Regions from separate parts of the Mus musculus genome. Here region 1 is linked to region 2. A link is a contact called in ENCODE Hi-C or POLR2A ChIA-PET data. All regions are on one chromosome and are shown on one strand. The core of a region is the stretch at or near the end of the contact, and the rest is flanking DNA. Distances in the headings are between cores, read along the strand shown. Region 1 holds the start of Tmem222 (transmembrane protein 222). Region 2 holds the start of Map3k6 (mitogen-activated protein kinase kinase kinase 6).

Region 1 (3,176 bases), core at 108-2,607, 37 kb after region 2:
CAGGGCTACATATCAAGCTCATGTCTCAGTCAAAACCAATAAAATAAATAAATACAAAATCGAAAGATTAAAATGATTTGAAGATCAGAAACATTTGAGACTAAAAATATTCCTTCTCCACACAACTTGGCTCTGTTTGTTTGTTTGTTTGAGATTGGGGCTCACTATACATGCCTGGCTGGCCTGGAACTCCTACCATATAATTCAGGCTGCCCTCCAACTCACAGACATCTGCTTGCCTCTGCCTCCAAGTGCTATGGTTAAAAGTATGGATCCCCGTGCCTGGTAGCTGATTTTGATAGAAGGAAAGAAAAGAGTACCTCCTCAGGTGAGAGGTAGGATGCCACAGCTGAAAGATGAGTTATATATAGTCAGTGAACTAACTGGCTTCTGAATATCTTCTTGCTGGGATAGTCAACGGACCAAGACGATGTTACAAAGGAACTCAGCTTCCCCATGGGGGAAGGGGATTTCTACTACAGAAAATAAAGCTTGTAAACTGTCCAGACTGTTAGGATTAAGGTAGGAGGGTTGTAAGCTGCATTCTTCCACTGGGAGGCAGATACCTAGGTCGCTGAGACTGCTTTGTAACTCAAATGATGTAGGGGGAAAAACGCCAGCACGGACCTCCCAATGCTGACATTCCACGAACCAGTGTGGCTTCGATCAAACACTCAGTTCTGTTTCTAAAGGCGAAACGTCTTGTGCATAACAGACGACAAGTACGCGCTCGTTTGCTCAATGAGTGAAAAAACAAAAACAAAAACCAACGGGGAATGAATGACGATGCCTCTTCAGACAATGATTAAGGGTCTTTTCTGTACGCCTGCAGCTTAAGGGCGTGCTAATGACCAGATCTTTGCTGCTGATCTACACTTCTCCTCCTCTCCAGTTAGACCTGGGGGAACCAGGGCCGGAACTATGCCCCACATCCAAGGGGACCGCGCACCTCATAGGTGACGAGAGCTCTAGGGGACTGGGGGCTAGCCTGGCCCGGAGTACGGGTTGCTGCAAGTCTGGGGAAAAAAAAGCTAGCATGGCACCCCGGAGGATGCTCGGGCCCTCGGCGACTTCGCGCTGACATCGGAAGACACTCACGTGAGCACCGGGATGGGTGTCCACACCACGCAGTAGGGGAAGCGGCTCCGCTCCACGTCCATGACAACGCCACCGGACCCGTGGTACTGCTTCATGTCCGTCTCGGCCCCCGTCGGCGTTTCTACTTCCGCCATCCGAGGAGGGGGCGGCGGCGGCTGTAACAGAAGCGGAGAACTCCCTTCCGCTTCCGCCATCCCGCGCGCGTCCCGCTCGGGAAGGCCGACCGCGCCGCCGCTCGCCCCTGTGTCATCACTTCCGGGAGGCGGAGTGTCCTCTCGGTCGATCTTCCCCCGGGGAATTGGAGCCTTGTCCTTCTGGGCCCGGCTAGTTTAGCCTCTTTCCCGTGTTTGTAGCGGAGCATTTCCGTGGACCTCAGGAAGCTCTCAGTCGAGCCCCGGGAACCCACAACCAACCGCGGTTCCGCATGCCGGCACGTGGTGCAGGCACTCTTTATTGATCACTTCTTAGGTGCCAAGCATGTGATATTCATTGGTACTACTGTCTATAAACTGATTAGACGTGCAAATTTAGTTGTTTCCCCCAGAAAACAAATCAGAGACAAAGGCTCTTAGAAATGAAGTGAGCAACGATTCAAACGCAAGTCTTTGTAGATTTCCTTTGTCCTTTTTAGTCTGTGGCATGAGTTACATAATAGTCTGTTACGTGATGGTGTAAAAAGGGAGGTCAAACTAAAATCTTGGTGTGTATGGGAGACACGTACACTTGGTGTGTATGGGAGGGAGCAGCCTTGGGCCTGGGGAGAGCACGGATGCAGAAGTGCCAAGACAGGAAACTTGAGGTCACTATGTGCAGTAGAGAATATCATCCAAGACTTATCTAAATCTCTTTATTGTTCGTGTTTTGGGGCACATGTTTGTTTTTGTTTTGAAACAGGGTCTCACTATGTAGCCCTGTCTGTCACTATGTAGACCAGGCTGACATTGAACTCTTAACTCTGCCTCCCAAGTGCTGGGATTTAAAAGGGTACATCACTAAGCCAGGTCCTTTTTTGCTTTATAGAAAACTCGGCAGTTAGCACTTGTCTAAGATCACACTCAAGAACACAAAGTGGCCAGGCTCCAGTCTTGGAATCTTTTGATTTTTCAGAGGGATAATCAGAGAGACATGGAAGTGGAATGTTATGCGGTGAGGAGTGGGTGGGATGGGTTTGGAAGACAAGAAGGGAACCAGGCTATAGGAAGGTGTAAGAAAAATGAGGCAGAAAGGCAAACAGATTGTTTCAACAGGCTGAGACTGAGACTGTTTTATTGGAACAGCGGGCTGGAGGAGATATATATATGTTACAGCTCCTCTTTGTGTGTGTGTGTGTGTGTGTGTATGGTTTGACTGGGACCAGAGTGGGGGTTGTTTTCCATACTCAGGCATATTGTTTCTGCAGGTGAAGCAGACCTGTCAGATAGGGGCTAAGCACTTCATTCTGGCTAGAAGCTATGGCTTAGTACAGCTAGATTCAATTCCTCATCACCTAAGACTATTAGCCAACAGAAGGTGTGGACAAATGTTTAGGGAAGGCAAAAGCTATGCTTTTGAGAAGGTTTGCTTCCATGAAATGAGTCTCCTTTAATAGTAACTTGCCAAAAGCCTGCGGTCCTGATAATTTTTTTTTGTTTGTTTTTGTTTTTGGTTGGTTGGTTGGTTTTTCGAGACAGAGTTTCTGTGTAGCCCTGGCTGTCCTGGAACTCACTCTGTAGACCAGGCTGGCCTCGAACTCAGAAATTCGCCCTGCCTCTGCCTCCCATGCCTCCCAAGTGCTGGGATTAAAGGTGTGGGCCACCATACCCGGCGATCCTGATACTTAAATGCATTAAAAAAGAAAAAAATCTGGGGGGGAGGGTATAGGGGACTTTTGGGATAGCATTGGAAATGTAATTGAGGAAAATACGTAATAAATAAAAAAAAAAAGAAAAAGAAAAAAATCTGTACTGTGGAAAATCCAAAGGTCTTGACTACATCATACATCAGGTAGTGCAGTTGCTACTACTGCAGAGCAGAGCAGACCCTCTGAGAACTATGCACCTAGCGAATGTTTTCTAAATGTTTCTCGACTTTAAATATCT
Region 2 (3,358 bases), core at 277-2,776:
ACTTTACAAATCTTTTCTTACTCAGGAGAAAACCTATAGAAAACAGGGCAGGGACACAAGCTTCAGTTCCATTCAAGGAAGAACTTCTAATCAGGAAGACGAATGGGTAGGACTTCTCCGGGCTTCAGATCCTAGAAGGATGCAAGAAATGCTAGGGGGCAGTGAGGTGAGAGATTCAACCACCCACTCGCAATCCTCCTGGGCCCCCAAGCCCAAAGTGGATGCATCTGAGGACAGCTTTCTCTCACTCTTTGTTTGCTGTTTGGTTGGTTGGTTGATTTTATGAGACAGGGTTTCACTCAGCAGCCCTGGCTGTCCTGGAAACTCTGTAGACCAGGTTGGCCTTGAACTCAGAGATTCACCTGCCTCTGCCTCCTGAGTGCTGGGCTTAAAGACATGTGCCACCACCACTTGGTTCCCATTTGTTTCTTGTAAGTGTGTTTTCTACCCAAACCTCTGTAATGGGCCACATTCTCCCTTTCTATTGCTCGTCTATCCCATTGGTTCAAACCTAGGAAGATATATTTTTTTCCTTCCATGAGACAAGAAGGCTGTGAAACAGAGGCTTCCTACCGTTTGTTGAAAGGTCCATTTGTCCAAAGCCCCAACATATTATTTTTATAAAGTTTTAGTTTTATTTCATGTGCATCTTTTGCCTGTAATTATATATGTGCACCATGTATGTGCTGGGCGCCTATGCAGGTCAGGAGAGTGCCAGGACTCCCCTGGGCCTACAGTTACAGATGATGGTGAGCCACCATGTGGGTGCTGGGAACCAAACCAGGGCCCTCTGAAAGAGCAGCAAGTGGTCTTTACAGCTGTGCTGTCTCTCATGCCCAAGCCCTACCATAATAAACGATTATGAAACATGGCCCTAACCTCAGAGTCTCAAAGTCTCATTTCTAAGTTCAGGGCCCTCTAAGGTTTATAGCAACTTAGATTCATACTATGATGTTAAAGCTTCTTGGTGAATTTGAAGCCGGGATAACCTTGTAACCCAAAAAGCGGAGACTTCTGGAGTTCCTTCAAAGGGTAGATAGGAAGTTTACCGTAGAAGTGCTTTTCAGCTCCATGGTCAAGTTTCGGGTGGACCAATAAGGTCCACAAGGTTTCACTGCAAGAGAGGCTCTGAGGAAAGCGCTTGTCAACATTCTGACCCCTACCAGCAGGAACATTACATGTGCCGCCTACACAATGTTTTGCTCCCCCGTCCTTCCCCCGCCCAGTGTCCATTCATTTACCAGGTCCCTGCAGGGCGGGGCTGTCCTGTTTCCTATCCCTGGGCTGGGCACACGTCTTACGAGCGCTTGCAGTAAGCAGTCAACAGTGTTTGGCCCGAATAGGGGCACAGGCTGTTCCGGAAGTGGACAGTGTCAGAGGTTCTAGCCGGAGAGGAGGGAGGGAGAGCCGCTGGGGAGCCTCATTGCCCCAGGGCCGAGGGTGGAGCCTTTCCCAGTCGGGAAAGGGCTGGGCCCAGCCTACATGTGAGGGCAGGACAGAGTGACTGCCAGCGCTCCCTTGAGAAGTCTGGGTGTAGCACGCTGCCGGTTGACTTCCCAGGACTCTTCTGTGACCTGTGAGCCGAGGATTACTGGGTACCCCAGATTCCCAGAACCCAGTCCTGGATTGCAGATCTGTAAGGACCGTGAAAGATTGAGCAAAGAAGTCTTTCTGGACTTAAGAGTTCCGGAACAGGACGTCCAGCCCATCTCCGGATCCCGACTGGATCCACACCTTCAGCCTCGTGCCCTGTCCCGGGTTCCCCGCGCCCGGGGCCCCGCGCTTGAGCGCCCCCGCATGGCGGGGCCATGTCCTGGGGCCGGGGTTCTAGAACGGGCGGGCAGCTGCTGGCAGGACCCGCTGGCGGAGGCGCTGAGCCGGGGCCGCTCGTCTCCTGCGGTCACGGGTCGGGGCTGCGCGCGGAGCCGGCCTCTCAGTGTGGTCTACGTGCTGACCCGGGAGCCGGGGCTCGGGGTGGAGCCCGGGTCGGGAACCGAGGCAGAGCCGCTGCCGTTGCGATGCCTGCGCGAGGCCTGCGCTCAGCTCCAGGGCACACGGCCACCCCCGCAGCTACGCAGCCTACCCTTTGCGACGCTGGCGCTAGGCGACACCGCTGCGCTGGACTCCTTCTACAACGCGGGTGAGCGTCTCGGGGCGGGGCTTGAGTCTGGGCGGGGCAAGGGGCGGAGCTTTAGAACCCTGACGGGGCGGGTGTGGGTACCAGGTCTAGGGAATTTACGGTAAACTAAAGCCGAACTTGAGACAAGGCAGTAACGACAGGGCATTTAGTGGATTATGGATGTGATGGGCTTGAGGCTGGATCTGGGGATTCAGGCCTGGCTCCGGAGTTTAAGTATCTTTCGGTGAGCGTGGTGCCAAGCAGGTGGGGCGGAGCAGGCGAACTCTAAGGGCGGGGCTGGGGAGGGGCGGGGCTGAGGGAGGGGCAGAGCTGCGCTTCCCTGCGTAAGCGGGAGAACTCTTTTTCAGGATGATCTCACGTTGGACTTTTGAGGGTGAATCAGGCCTGAGACGGAAGTTCGGTCTATGGCAAGGGGCCATCTCTGCAGGATTGGGGTTGATAAGTCCTAGCATACTACATCCCACATGGGACTAAAGGGGCGGGAAAGGAAGTACTGAGGCAACTCTTCGGGACTGGATTATAGGAGAAAGGGATTGTATTTGGAGACTAGGAGTCGAAAGAAAATGGGTGGGGCAGGGGTGGGTCTAGAGGAGATACAGGGAGTCCAAGGGTGAGGTCGGAAGATAGCTATTCCTCTCTTTCCCACCTACCGGATGCTCCACCTCATCCCTATTTGTTTATCTCCGAGTCAGAGAGCCTTGTATCCTGGACATCTGCTAAATTGTAGCTTAAAAATGAAGGCTGACCCGGTCAGACCACAGATAAAGTGGAATCATCTGCGTTGACTCATACAGTCCCTCCCTTGCGGACATTGTCACTTAAAGATGGCTGGATACAGTAAGCTACACAAACACACATAAAAGCACGACGTTGTCTTCACACACGATGATGCAGATCACCCTCAGGACCCTGGCTTCAAGACTGGAGAGATGGCGCTGAGGTTAAGAGCACTTGCTGCTCTTCCCGAGGACCCGAGGTTCCCAGCATGCACACGGGGTGTGCATGCTCACAACCACCTGTAACTTTATCTCCAGAGGATCCTGATGCCGCTTTCTATCATACACTCACACCAACACACACATACATATAAATAAAACAAGAGAGAGAGGAGAGAGAGAGAGACAGAGAAAGAGAGAGAGAATGGGACTTCTTTTTGCAAAGTTCCTGTCTCCTACATAACCTGGAAGTGCTCAGTGGGATGAAGGTCCCTGGGCATCT

What was found. Hi-C counts contacts between places; a loop is a spot of excess contacts on that map. ChIA-PET counts read pairs that join two places held with the same protein, here RNA polymerase II (POLR2A).
Region 1: a map of left cerebral cortex shows a loop between it and region 2 (2.5-fold over the local background). The contact joins the promoter of Tmem222 here to the promoter of Map3k6 in region 2. A Hi-C loop is called at or near these places in 3 of 37 maps with a recorded cell type or tissue (adrenal gland, heart and left cerebral cortex). POLR2A ChIA-PET finds 5 or more read pairs at or near these places in 3 of 5 experiments (Patski and embryonic stem cell).

Annotation. Positions count from the first base shown.
Region 1 is chr4:133,276,433-133,279,608 of GRCm38, forward strand. Tmem222 (transmembrane protein 222) reads right to left here and starts at 1,358. Exons shown (of 6, transcript NM_025667.3): 1 at 1,099-1,358. The coding sequence starts at 1,292.
Region 2 is chr4:133,239,292-133,242,649 of GRCm38, forward strand. Map3k6 (mitogen-activated protein kinase kinase kinase 6) reads left to right here and starts at 1,527. Exons shown (of 29, transcript NM_016693.5): 1 at 1,527-2,140. The coding sequence starts at 1,798.